Regions from separate parts of the Homo sapiens genome. Here region 1 is linked to region 2. A link is a loop called in an ENCODE intact Hi-C map of the cell type or tissue named here. Cell type or tissue: CD14-positive monocyte. All regions are shown on one strand. Links, peaks and the distances in the headings refer to the core of each region. The heading gives the core; the rest is flanking DNA.

Region 1 (5,687 bases), core at 1,070-5,069, 1.4 Mb before region 2:
CCGCGCCTGGCCAGTTATGGACATTTCTTGAGCACCTACTGTGTGCTGGTAAGCACTTTACAGGTCCTCTCTTACTTAAATCTTTTTAGTAGCTCTTGTTGTGGATCCTGTTTTGCCCATTTTACAGATGAGTAAAACTGAGGTCGGCGAACGTAGTGACCTGCCCAGGGATATGTGGTCCCTGAGTACACTTGTTTTGATTTCTCCAGACAACTTCGCCATTGGCCTTGGCACTCAGCCATGCGGCCATCCTGGCTGGACGGCAGTGGACAGGGTGAGTCCTAGCCCAGCCTGCTCTGCCCCTTCCTCCTTCCTCAGCCCTCAGTTTCAGGGCAGTAAATTTCCTCAGCAGACATGAAGCGATTTGTATACTGTCGCCTTTCCTCCCGCTGAGCTGCCGACTTCCTTTCCAGCTTGATGTGGTGGGAAGTTCCGCAAAGAGAAAAAGGGAACTGCTGGGTCTGTGTCCCGTGGTTGGTGGCTGGGGCAGTATTTGGGGCATTGGAGTGCTGTCCTCCTATGGCACTGCTTGGGCTGGGGCATCTCTTCTGCAGGTATGGCCATGGGCACGTCTCACCCAGTGTCACAGGGACAGGGGCCGGCCTGATTCACCAGAAACAGGGCTGCCACGAGCTGCGCACCTGCGCCTTCTTGGGGGCATGGGCACCCTGCAGGGCCATACCTGTGCCACCCAAGAAACCTGGCCCAGCTTTCTGGAACCCCAGTTTTGCTCAGTGATATGGCTGGACACATTATTTTTACTTTTTTATTTTTTTAGTTATTTTATTTATTTATTTATTTTGAGACAGAGTCTCGCTCTGTTCAGCCAGGCCGGAGTGCAGTGGCTCGATCTCAGCTCACAGCAACCTCCGCCTCCCAGGTTCGAGCGATTCTCTTGCCTCAGCTTCCTGAGTAGCTGGGACTACAGGTGCCCGCCACCACGCCTAGCTAATTTTTGTATTTTTAGTAGAGATGGGATTTCACCATGTTGGCCAGGGTGGTCTCGAACTCCTGAACTCAGGTGATTCGCCCACCTCAGCCTCTCAAAGTGCTGGGATTATAGATGGGAGCCACCGCGCCCAGCCTAGACACATCATTTTTAGAGGAAAATCAAATGCAAGTAATAATAATAGCAAAACACGCTTGCTGAATGCTTCTTCTATGCTAGTGCGTGGCATCACACCCTGCCCACAGGGCTGTGGTGAGGATTTATGGGTTTCTGTTGAGAAAGCACTTGGAACCGTGTCCGGCATGAAGGAATTCTTAATGAGCATCAGCTGGGCCTCGGGTTCCTCCTCCGCATGGTGATGGGGCTGCACGGCTGATAAGGCTTGAACTTTTGTTGCCTTTTTTTATTTTGAGATGGAGTTTTGCTCCTGTCGCCCAGGCTGGAGTGTAATGGCACAGTCTCAGCTCACTGTAACTTCTGCCTCCTGGGTTCAAGCCATTCACCTGCCTCGGCCTCCCAAAGTGTTGGGATTACAGGCGTGAGCCACCACGCCCGGCTAGAACTTGTTGCCTTTGGCATCATTTTAGAGCAATAAATTGGTGCAAACCCTTTGGCAAAACACTTAGCGGAGACAACAAGAGACTCCCAAACAGTGATTCCCCTGGAATTGCAGGGGATCCCACTGCTGAAAAAAATCCTAAGCATGGGGGGAAAATCCCCAGATACTTTTATGTACCAGGTTACTCATTGAAACACCACTGTGAGCGCTCAAAATCGGCAACAACCTAAAGGTCGGATAGGGAAATGGTTAGGGACATGAGCCACACCCATTTCCTTAGCCACTGTGGACCACTGGAAAGGTGACATGCAAAATTATGTGCAACCGGTGATGACAGCCATGCCTAAAAACTGCAGGAGACGCCATGGAAGGTGACATGTTGAAATATTGACAGTGGGCACTGTCAGAATGTGTGATTTCCAGTTTTCTTCCTATGACTTTATTAATTTTCCTGATGAAAGGCAACTGTACATACTGAAACCAGAAGACTCAACCAGCACCTTCTAAACCTGGTGCCCCATCGCAGGTGCCTGGGGAAGCATGTTAACAAGGCAGATGCCCAGGCTCCTCCCTCTCCCACTGCGTTGGAGCCTCTCAGTCTTCAGGGCCCAGGAATCAGCATTTCCACTGAGTGCCCCAGGTGATTCAGACGCCTGCTGTAGCCTGAGGGTCATGGATTAGGGCTGCCAAGGGGTTGCCTTGTGATTGCAAAGGTTTGCAAATCTGGGTCTCCAGTTTCCTTTCCTTCCTCACTTCTGCATGGCCAGATTTTTTTTTTTGAGATGGAGATTCACTTTGTCACCCAGGCTGGAATGCAGTGGAGCAATCTTGGCTCACTGCAACCTCTGCATCCCAGGTTTAAGTGATTCTCCTGCCTCTGCCTCCCAAGTAGCTGGGATTACAGGCATGCACCACCATGTCTGGCTAATTTTTTATTTTTAGTAGAGATGGGGTTTTGCCTTGTTGGCCAGGCTGGTCTCGAACTCCTGACCTCAGGTGATCCACCTGCCTCAGCCTTCCAAAGTGCTGGGATTACAGATGTGAGCCACTGTGCCTGGCTGGCCAGATCTTGCCTGTTTGTCAAGGTCATGCTCAGGGTCCTCCCTGACCTCCTCTGAGCTGCTTTCCCTGCCCTGCTGCCCATTCTCGGGTTCGTGTACCTCCTGGAGCCCTTCAGGGTTATCTGGGAGCTTTGGAAAAAGAGCTGATTTCCTGGCTTTTCCAGACCTCTTGAGTCAGACTGTCATTTCCTGGTATACCTCCTGGGCAAAACATGTGTTTTGAAAAGCTTGACAGGTAATTCTTATGCCCGCTTCCTGGGCATCAGACCCACTGACCTAGAGATGGCTCCCACCTGGCTTTTAAAACCAGATTTCTAATTGTTCTTTTTAATTGGTAAAGATAGCACATATTCTTAGCAGACAATTGAAATCCTGCAGAAAATTTTAGAAAGTCCATTCCGTGATAAACCTCAAATTTACCTCCTTGGGCTTACAAGTGATTTATGGAGCACCTGCTGTGTACTGAGTGTCCAGGCTGCCGCAGTGCACAATACAGACAAAAGCTCTCTCCCTCACCGTGTGTGCAGTGAAGACAGACAGTGAAGGTGTCAGCCAAGGAAAATTTGTAGTGTTCTCAGGTGGTAAGTGCTATGGAAAAACATGAAGCAAAATTAGAGGGCTGGGCTGCTGGGAAGATGTGGCAGTTTTCAATGGTGTGGGCAGGGCAGGCTTCACTGAGGAGGTGACGTTTGAGCAGAGACCTGAAGGAGCAGAGTGAATGAGTCATGTGGTTACGTGGTGACAGGCGTTCCAGGCAGAGGGGACAGCCAGTGCAAAGGTCCTGTGGCAAGAGCCTGTCTCATGTGTTTCTGCACCTTCAAGGGTGCCAGTGTGGGAGGAGATGAGGGAGAAGGGAGTTGCGTAGGAGGTGAGGTCACAGAGTGTGAGCTCATTCTGATAGCGCAGCCTCTGTTGGAGGATTTTAAGCAGAAAGGCAACATGCAAGGGCTCTTTGATGTACGAAGCCGGCCCCATGCCTAGTGGGTGCTGGGGCTCCTAGAGATGCCCCAGCGACGACGGTAGAGTAGGTGTTTGTGGCTGTCCCTGTGCCTGTGGTGGGCGGGGGACACCTCTCACACACCTGGAGAGGATCCCCTCAGGATTCAAGGCACGTCTCATTCAACGGGGCAGCCCCTCATCTCCCCTCCCCCGCACCACCACCCCCAGCCTCTTTGCTTCAGAACCTGAGAGCAGACACAGGCTTCCTGTTCCCGAATCTTCTTAGAAGCAGGGTTGGGAGGCAGCGAGGGGGTGTGTGTGGAGGGTGGCTCGTCTCTTTGGCAACGGGCCTCAAAGAAGCCAGGGCTTCGTGGATGCACAGTTGTAGAAGGAATGGGAATGGGGTCTGGCTCTGCCTGAAGCCAGAACGATGTATTGGCCCTCAGGGCTTGAGCCAGGACAACCCATGCGTGGACAGTAGACAAACCAGGGTGGACGGTGACAATCTCCTTTTAAACCCTTTGCTGAAAAAAAAAAAAGGGAATAGTTTCTGTTGCAGGATAATTACAGACAGTGAAGTGCACAGCTCCATTGGTGATTACGTATGCATCACCACCAGGTGAAGATCTAGAACATTCTTTGCCTCCAGAGTCCCCTTGAGCCCCTTGCCAGTCTTTATCCAGCCTTGAATGACGACTTTTCTTTTTTTTTTTTGAGGCAGAGTCTCGCTTTGTCACCCAGGCTGGAGTGCAGTGGCATGATCTCAGCTCACTGCAACCTCTGTCTCCTGGGTTCAAATGATTCTCCTGCCTCAGTCTCCTGAGTAGCCACCATGCCTGGCTAATTTTTATATTTTTAGCAGAGACGGGGTTTCATCGTGTTGGCCAGGCTGGTCTCGAACTCCTGAACTCAAGTGATCGGCCGCCTCTGCCTCCCAAAGTGCTGGTATTACAGGCGTGAGCCACTGGGCCCGGCCGAGTGACGGCTTTTCTAACCTCTGTCATCAAAGAAGGGTCTTGCCAGTTTTGGGACTTCGTAGATGTGGAATCCCACGGGTGGCTGCACCCTTTTGTGTCTGGCTTCTTTCGCTTGGGCCATGTTTTTGAGATGCGTCCAGTTTGCTGCGTGTGTTAGCAATTTTCTTTTGATTACTGAATCATTTTCTGTTGTGTGAGAACACCACCATTTGTTCATCCGTTCTCCTGTTGATGGACATTGGTAATTTTAAAATTTGAGTTTTTATTGTGTTCCATTCTCTGTGCTAAGCACTTTATGTTTTGAGTGATATTTCCTTGAATCCTCAAAAGAACACTGAGAGATAGAGGCTTTTACTCTGTGTTACATACATAGGAATGGAAGCTTGGAGGCTTATGGAACTTCACCTCCTTTCCCCTCTTAACCAGTATTTATTCAGCATCTTCTGTCTACCTCAACCCATGCTGTGGATTCAGCACAAGCAGCCAGAGACCCTCACCATCACGGAGCTGGCAGTGCGCAGAGAGGAGGACTCTAAATTAGCAAAATGCATAGAACAACACTTTGTGCTACCTGCATTACAGGGAATTAAAACAGATTATCGAGGTAGAGGGTGGCTCGGGGGCGACTTGTGGCTTGGGTGAGGCTGCTTCAGCCAGGATGGTCAGGGGAGGCTCTCTGTGGAGGTGATATTTGAGCATCCTGTGCAGTGACGATGAGGGGCGGGGAACAGCACGTGCAAAGTCCCTGAGGTAAGAAAAAGCCTGGGGTGACCTAGGAAGGGCAGACTAGGCATTGGGGCTGCAGTGGAATGAGACACACGACTCTGGGGAAATGTCGGGAAAGTACAGCGTGGTCTGTAGTTGGAGAGGGCTGCTTTTACGTCGATGCACTGACAGATAAGAACCCCATCAGTGATGGTAACGTAAGCGTTGGCATTTCACTCTGGTGCGACTCTGAAGTTAGGGTTCGTTATCTATTTCCTTCTCTGAGTTAGGTGGAAACTGAGGTTCAGAGGCCCACGTACCCTCCCCCGCTGACAGGTGGGGACTTGAACCAGCTTGTCTGACACCAGAACCTCCATCTTCCAGCTCTCAGCCATCCCCTCTTCAGGGCCCTCGTTTGAGGGGGCTTCTTCATGCTTCTCTGGTTCCATCATCTCCCCTCCCTCCTCGGGGGCTCTGTCCCATAGTCAGGTCCCCCA
Region 2 (5,687 bases), core at 801-4,800:
GATCATAGTTAGCCCGTTGGCGCCAAGTCCAGTTACTTTTATAATTAACAGCTCAAAGATTTGAGTCAGAAAGAAACAATTGGGGGCCTCTTGGATTATAAATTAGGGATGAAAACAATAGCTTTTTTTCCTTTCTTTCTTGTCATCCCTTTTATTTTCAACAAAACATTTCCCCTTTTCTTTCCCTGGGAGAACCAGTGGGGAGACTGCATCAGGTCTTAAATAGGATGAGGGGGGAGACACTTTTTAGGAAGTGGGGTGACAGTAACCTAGAAAACCCTGGAGGCAAAGGTAGGTTTTTAAAAGTCCAGCCACTTGCAACGCGTGATGTCTTTGTTTCTTTTGCCCTCTTTCCCCTTCTCTCTCCTGTGGCAGAGGCAGCAGACATTTGTCAGCCTGGGAACCCTCAATCTGGCTTTGCCTCTGGTTGACTCTGGAAAGAAAGATACATTCAAAGGGGCCTTCGCTACTGCACAGCAGAGATTTAAAAAGGGAATATGTTTCAGAACCCTTTGGTTACTCTTAAAATGCAAGATCTGAGCAAGGGTTCACCCTTGGCTTCAGGTTGCTAAGGTTATGGTCACCCTCCCCGCTACTTCCCACTCTCCTTGCAGACAAACAAACAGGCAGTGGCCATGCCAGCTCTGCAGCCAGTGTGCTGCCAGCCTGTCCCCCCCATCCCGATTACCTTACCTACCGGCCGGCGGGGGCCAGTGGCCCGTCCTTGCCCTGGCATGGCCTTGGGCACTGTGCCCTCCTTTCTCCCCTGGAGCTAAAAAGCAGTCACCTTGAAACTCCTCACTCCCAGCACCAGAGGAGTTCTGAGGCCAATGCTCAGACCTGTAACAGTAAATGACGTTATCCACTCAGGCTGTTAGTTCGGCCTCTGAAAGCGGGTTTTGCAAAACCCATTGTTAATTCTCAGGCTCTGTTGGGGGTGGTCAGAAATCTAATTTGTGAGTATCCTGTGCATTGGATAAGGGAATGTTTTCCTTGTGTTTCTCCTCTGCAGACTCGGATTGTCTTTCCTTGATGTTAACTGTCTTAGGACTGGCTGCTTCAGAGGGCTGGGTATTTGGTGGCTGTTTGCAGGCTTATAAACAGCCTTTTTATTTTACCTTTGCCGTAGACTGAGGTGCAGCCCTTTAGCTTGGCTTTTCAGATGCCTGCTGTCCTTGAAGCACTTTCATTTTACCTAGCGCCTTTTTGGTATGGATGCAAAGCTGGTTTCTAATAGACTGAGAAGAGAAGGGGGACCGGGCTTCCTCCTTGCCTTCCCCCAGGCTGCTCCCTGGGAACATTTTTGTGTTTGCACAGACACCTGTCCGTCTGCAGTTTGTGCCACGGGGCTGCACGATTCCTAACCTTCTACCCACCTAATTTGAGGGCAAGGGGGCCTCATCACAGAGCCTCATGTTGAAGGCTCAGGATCTACAAGAGAAGGCTTTTCCTTAGGAACCTGTGACTTCACAAACTCTCCCTGTCATTGCAGAGTTTTTTTTAAGCTTCTAAACGTTGGGTTGTTGGTGTCCTTTGGTTCAGCTTTTCCTAGTTCTGGTATTTAGGAAGGTGGCTTTGAAACTCGCAGGGCTGCTTAAACAAGAGCTACAGCTATTGAACAAACTGCTACCATTTTAGCTTCAACACAGGAATGAGGCAGTGTTGCCAGACGCCATTTTAAGAATCCTGCATAAATAGCTTAGCTACCGATGACTCTGCCTGTTTTAGGTGAGTGCTTATATAAAGCTGCTCTGCTAACCATTCCCCCCCACCCCAATTTCTTAAAAAATTAATTGTAGATTTAGGGAAGCATGGTTTTTAATTTTGATGTTCACTATTTTGTAATCTAGAAGAGGAAGATGTTATGCCTTGGGGATTAAATATTTCTTACAGCCTGGACCATTTTGGTATTTTGAATGAAAAGTAAAAACCAGGAAAAGTCCTTTCGAATGATGCATGATTCTTGAATTGCTGTGCGATGATCCTCATCTGTAGAACCAGAGTCTTGTGCATGTTGGTTATATATTCTAGATGGCTTAGATACTCTTCTTTAAAAGTCAAATAGTAGGGGCACTTGGGGAAAAGAAATATGTGGGCATTGTGTATTCAGGCATTTTTCTGTCAAAACTAGATGCTTTCTTTTTTCTCTCTCTTGGAAGTGTTGAGGAGATGAGATTCCTGGGAATTACGGACCATCCCTGAGTCCTCAGAATTAACAATCAGAAGGCTTAAAGCATCCTGGAGGTGCAGTAGTTCATCTGCAACTTTTAATTGCTCTTTTTTCAGTGCATGCAGGTTAAGAAGTAAGCATAGGTTTTCTTGCTCAGGCACTGGGGGAGAAATCTTTTATTCTTTTTGGGATGGGATGGGGTGGTCTTGGTTATCTTTGCAGGTACTGTTATTTCTTTGAATTGCCTCAAATGTATCAGTTTGTGAAATCTGCAGGCAAATGACTTGGGTAAATGTGAGTGTAAGAGGTGGTGGTGTATACAATGTATCTAACTAGTTGATGGTGTATTTTCCTATTGGAGTGAGAAATTGTTTGCTTTTCAGCTAATTTTACCCTTTTCTGTAGCGGGCCCCCAGTTTCCTCAACAGACCTTTAAAGGGAAAAAAGTAATGTCAGTTTGAAACAAGAGCTTGTTGTCCCATTGTTTTTGATTTAAATCATCAGGGTTGCTGGAAGCTAGCAGATATGGAAGGAAATAAGCTGTCTATGTTCTAAGACTTTAATGTGTTAATGACAGAAGTTCAGAGTATTTTCTCCAGATGCAGCTGCCTTTTCTTTTTAAGAATTATTTGACTGTTTTTTTTCCCCCAAATGACTGAACAGTTCTTAACCTAAATTGACCAACATCAGTGGGGCAATTCAGACAGGTACAGATCTTTTCTTGCGCCTACTTTTGATGTAATATTCATTTTTTTTTCCTAATAACATACTAGTTCTTAACACTAAATCAAAAAAAAACACACACACACACACAAAAAAACCGAAATCAGTGGTGTAGGAAAAAGGAAGTCCCTTTAGATGTGGCTATTCAAAATGACTAATTTTGCATTCTGGTCTTTGCTTTTGTAAATGAAGTTTTTTTTTTTTTTTTTTTTTTTTCTCCTTTTAATGCATAGACACTGCAGTTTCCTTTAGTCAAATACAAGTTAATTGTGTGTGTGAGTGTGCGTGCATGTGTGTGCACGGGTTCCTTTTGAAAGGATGGTTTGCTGATCTGTGAAAAAGATGGTTTTCTTAAATTGTTGTGCTTGAAATGCTGTGCTAAAGCTGGTGGTGCTATTGCTAAAGTTGGGTGATTATGGTGCCCACTTGTAATACTTGGAAAGATAAAACAGCTTAACTTTTTTTTCCCTCTCTCTTCTGCTCCAGCATTGATTATCTTAAAACTCAGAAGCAAATAGCCACCACATAACTAGTTTGCATTTTCCTCGTCTCTCAGCAGCATTCCTGCCTGAAGTATTCAGCTCCTCTAGGCTGTTACAAGCCAAATAATGGTTCCCTTGAATGCAGCCTTCCTCCATGATCAATACACCTTTGAATGTTTTCATCGCTGCAGAAATCCTTCAAGTGGGTTTTTTTTGGCTCAGTTCTGCATAATTGTTTCCCTCACCACTGTAGATTTCAGTTGGATCACAGATTAGCGTTTTCTCTATTACTCAAAATATGGGATCGGTTTCAAGAAGTTTAGAATTTCACATACTTCATGCTAGAGAGGGAAACAGAATTCTAGTTGCTAGAAAAGATCAAGGTTGCTATTTGTTCCTTTGAAGTTAACTGTCTACCCATCTCCGAGGGCTGCATGGGGCTTTTTGTTAAGATGTATTTCCAGTCACCCCAAGCCAGAACCCATCAACAGCATCCAGTTGGACAACCTGTGTATGTTTCAGGCAGAGTGTTTCTGAGTTGAGAATGTTTTCTCCTTAAGTTGGAATAGAAAGCATTAGTGCTGAAATAACCTTCAATAAATCACCGTTGTATTATTGCATATAAGCGATGTGTTTAAATTTAGCAGGCTGCTTTCTCCTGATGAAAACCATTTGTGACAACATGTCAGTTGTTTCTTTGGTGATTTGTGTCACAGGCTTTCTTTACAGATGCGGTGTAAATGAAATTGTTAACGGGGTTCAAAATCAGATGGCTAAATGTGTTAATATTCTCATTTAAACCCAACTACCTTTCTTCGTCTCCAAGCCCCTATAATTTAACTCTGAACTATAATCTTTTCCATTCTATCTAGCTCCCATCCTAAGTCCTCTCCTCCTAACGTGGAACTCTCCTAAAATCTTCTCCTTATACTAGGGTTCGAGACATGAGGCTGTCTTTTTGGGCCTTTTGCGTTGTCACAGTCCCAGACCACGGAACATTCTCTCTTCCCCAGGACAGGACATTCTCTCTTCCCCAGCCTCCTTCCTGTCCTGGCGTTGAGTCTTCCAAATGGAAAATTCCAGCCATATCAATTGGTGATGCACCCATTTCTTCCTGTGGAACGACAGTCTGATGGAATTGCTTCTGGAGTAAATGCCCAGCTTCTTACCACTTCAGTGTCAGCCTGAATGTTTGGAAAGTTCTAGCACCTCAAACCATTTGCATCTATGAAAGCAGAACTCTATTTTTTCCCTTTGGTTTAGCTTGTGAGTTCTCTGTGGGAGGAAGATCTGATATGGCCGGCTCTCTTTCAACCCTAGTTCCAGCAGAGAGAGAGAGAGAATGTTCTGGGTGACGGACCCTCCCAGCAAAGGGGCTTGCTTTATTTGCTTCTCTCCCCAACCCTCCACTCTTAGCCTTTGTCTTTTGAATAATCCTTCCTCATTCCACTTTTGTGGTGGGGGATAATTAGTCACAACTCAGTAGTAAGCCGTGCCTGCTGTAGAGAGGAAGCATTCAGGGGGTTGGAAGTGTGGAGACCCCAGTCTGATTGCTGGAATCAGTGCTCCTCGGTTCAGTGTTTTGAGACCAGGTCTTTAGCTTCTAGCTGGGCATATTTTTCTGCTTTGTAATTTAACCTGTATCTTTTTTTTCCCATGTTCCTGCCTCATCAGGGAATTGTAAGATTTAGGGGGAGGTGTGGGAAATCTTACTCTTTGCCCTAAAGTATTCAGCGATCAGAATTCTGGATACCCTGCAAAACACCTCCAACCTCCCTGCCTTTGAACCCTGTGTTAACAATGAGAAGCTTGTTTATTTGAAGGCTGGGTTCTCATTGGCCCACAGGGGTAGGTTGTAATTGTGTGTCTAAAAAATTGCCTTTTGCATTCCCCAATAGCATGACAACTGGAATAGTAATTTGACTTAAAAAAAAAAAGAACAACCTAGTGTTTTAAAAAACTCCTTTAGGACTCTTCACACTTTGTTGAAATCAGGTGTGGGTTTCCTCCCCCAGCCCTGGATAAGGATGAGGGAATGTCTTTAAGGTGTGTTTGTTGCTAGAACTTCCAAATAGCTGCCCCCATGGGGCAAGTTCTCAGCCTTCCTAAACATGAACATAATTTGCTCTGTTTCAGCTTGGCTGAAGAGGAAATAAAAACAGAACAGGAGGTGGTAGAGGGCATGGATATCTCTACTCGCTCCAAAGGTGAGTAAAAATCTTGTATTATCTATTCTAGAGCTAAGGAGGAAATTGGAATTTCTTTTTGTTGTTGTAGTGCAGTGAAGTGTGTGGCTCTCTGAGCCGACGTTG

The links. Peaks named below come from ENCODE experiments on the same cell type or tissue, not always from the same donor. Only the 100,000 strongest peaks of a DNase experiment are listed, where the experiment ranks them.
Region 1: it touches region 2 in a loop (10-fold over the local background); 2 of 110 quality-filtered maps call a loop at or near these places.

The regions. Positions count from the first base shown.
Region 1 is chr20:48,767,310-48,772,996 of GRCh38, reverse strand. All of the region lies in intron 1 of PREX1 (phosphatidylinositol-3,4,5-trisphosphate dependent Rac exchange factor 1), which reads left to right. Among named protein-coding and RNA genes, the nearest start is that of PREX1, 58 kb to the left of the region's middle. RefSeq lists a silencer at 892-1,113. In CD14-positive monocyte, for the core only: no CTCF peak of the experiment used is centred there; DNase peaks (open chromatin) are centred at 1,766 and 3,346; H3K4me3 peaks cover 1,115 bases; H3K27ac peaks cover 3,843 bases.
Region 2 is chr20:47,347,751-47,353,437 of GRCh38, reverse strand. It overlaps ZMYND8 (zinc finger MYND-type containing 8), which reads left to right. Exons shown (of 23, transcript NM_001281775.3): 2 at 5,512-5,582. LOC101927377 (a long non-coding RNA gene) reads right to left here and starts at 877. Exons shown (of 2, transcript NR_134501.1): 1 at 698-877; 2 at 1-433. RefSeq lists an enhancer at 618-767. In CD14-positive monocyte, for the core only: no CTCF peak of the experiment used is centred there; a DNase peak (open chromatin) is centred at 3,017; H3K4me3 peaks cover 2,834 bases; H3K27ac peaks cover 3,531 bases.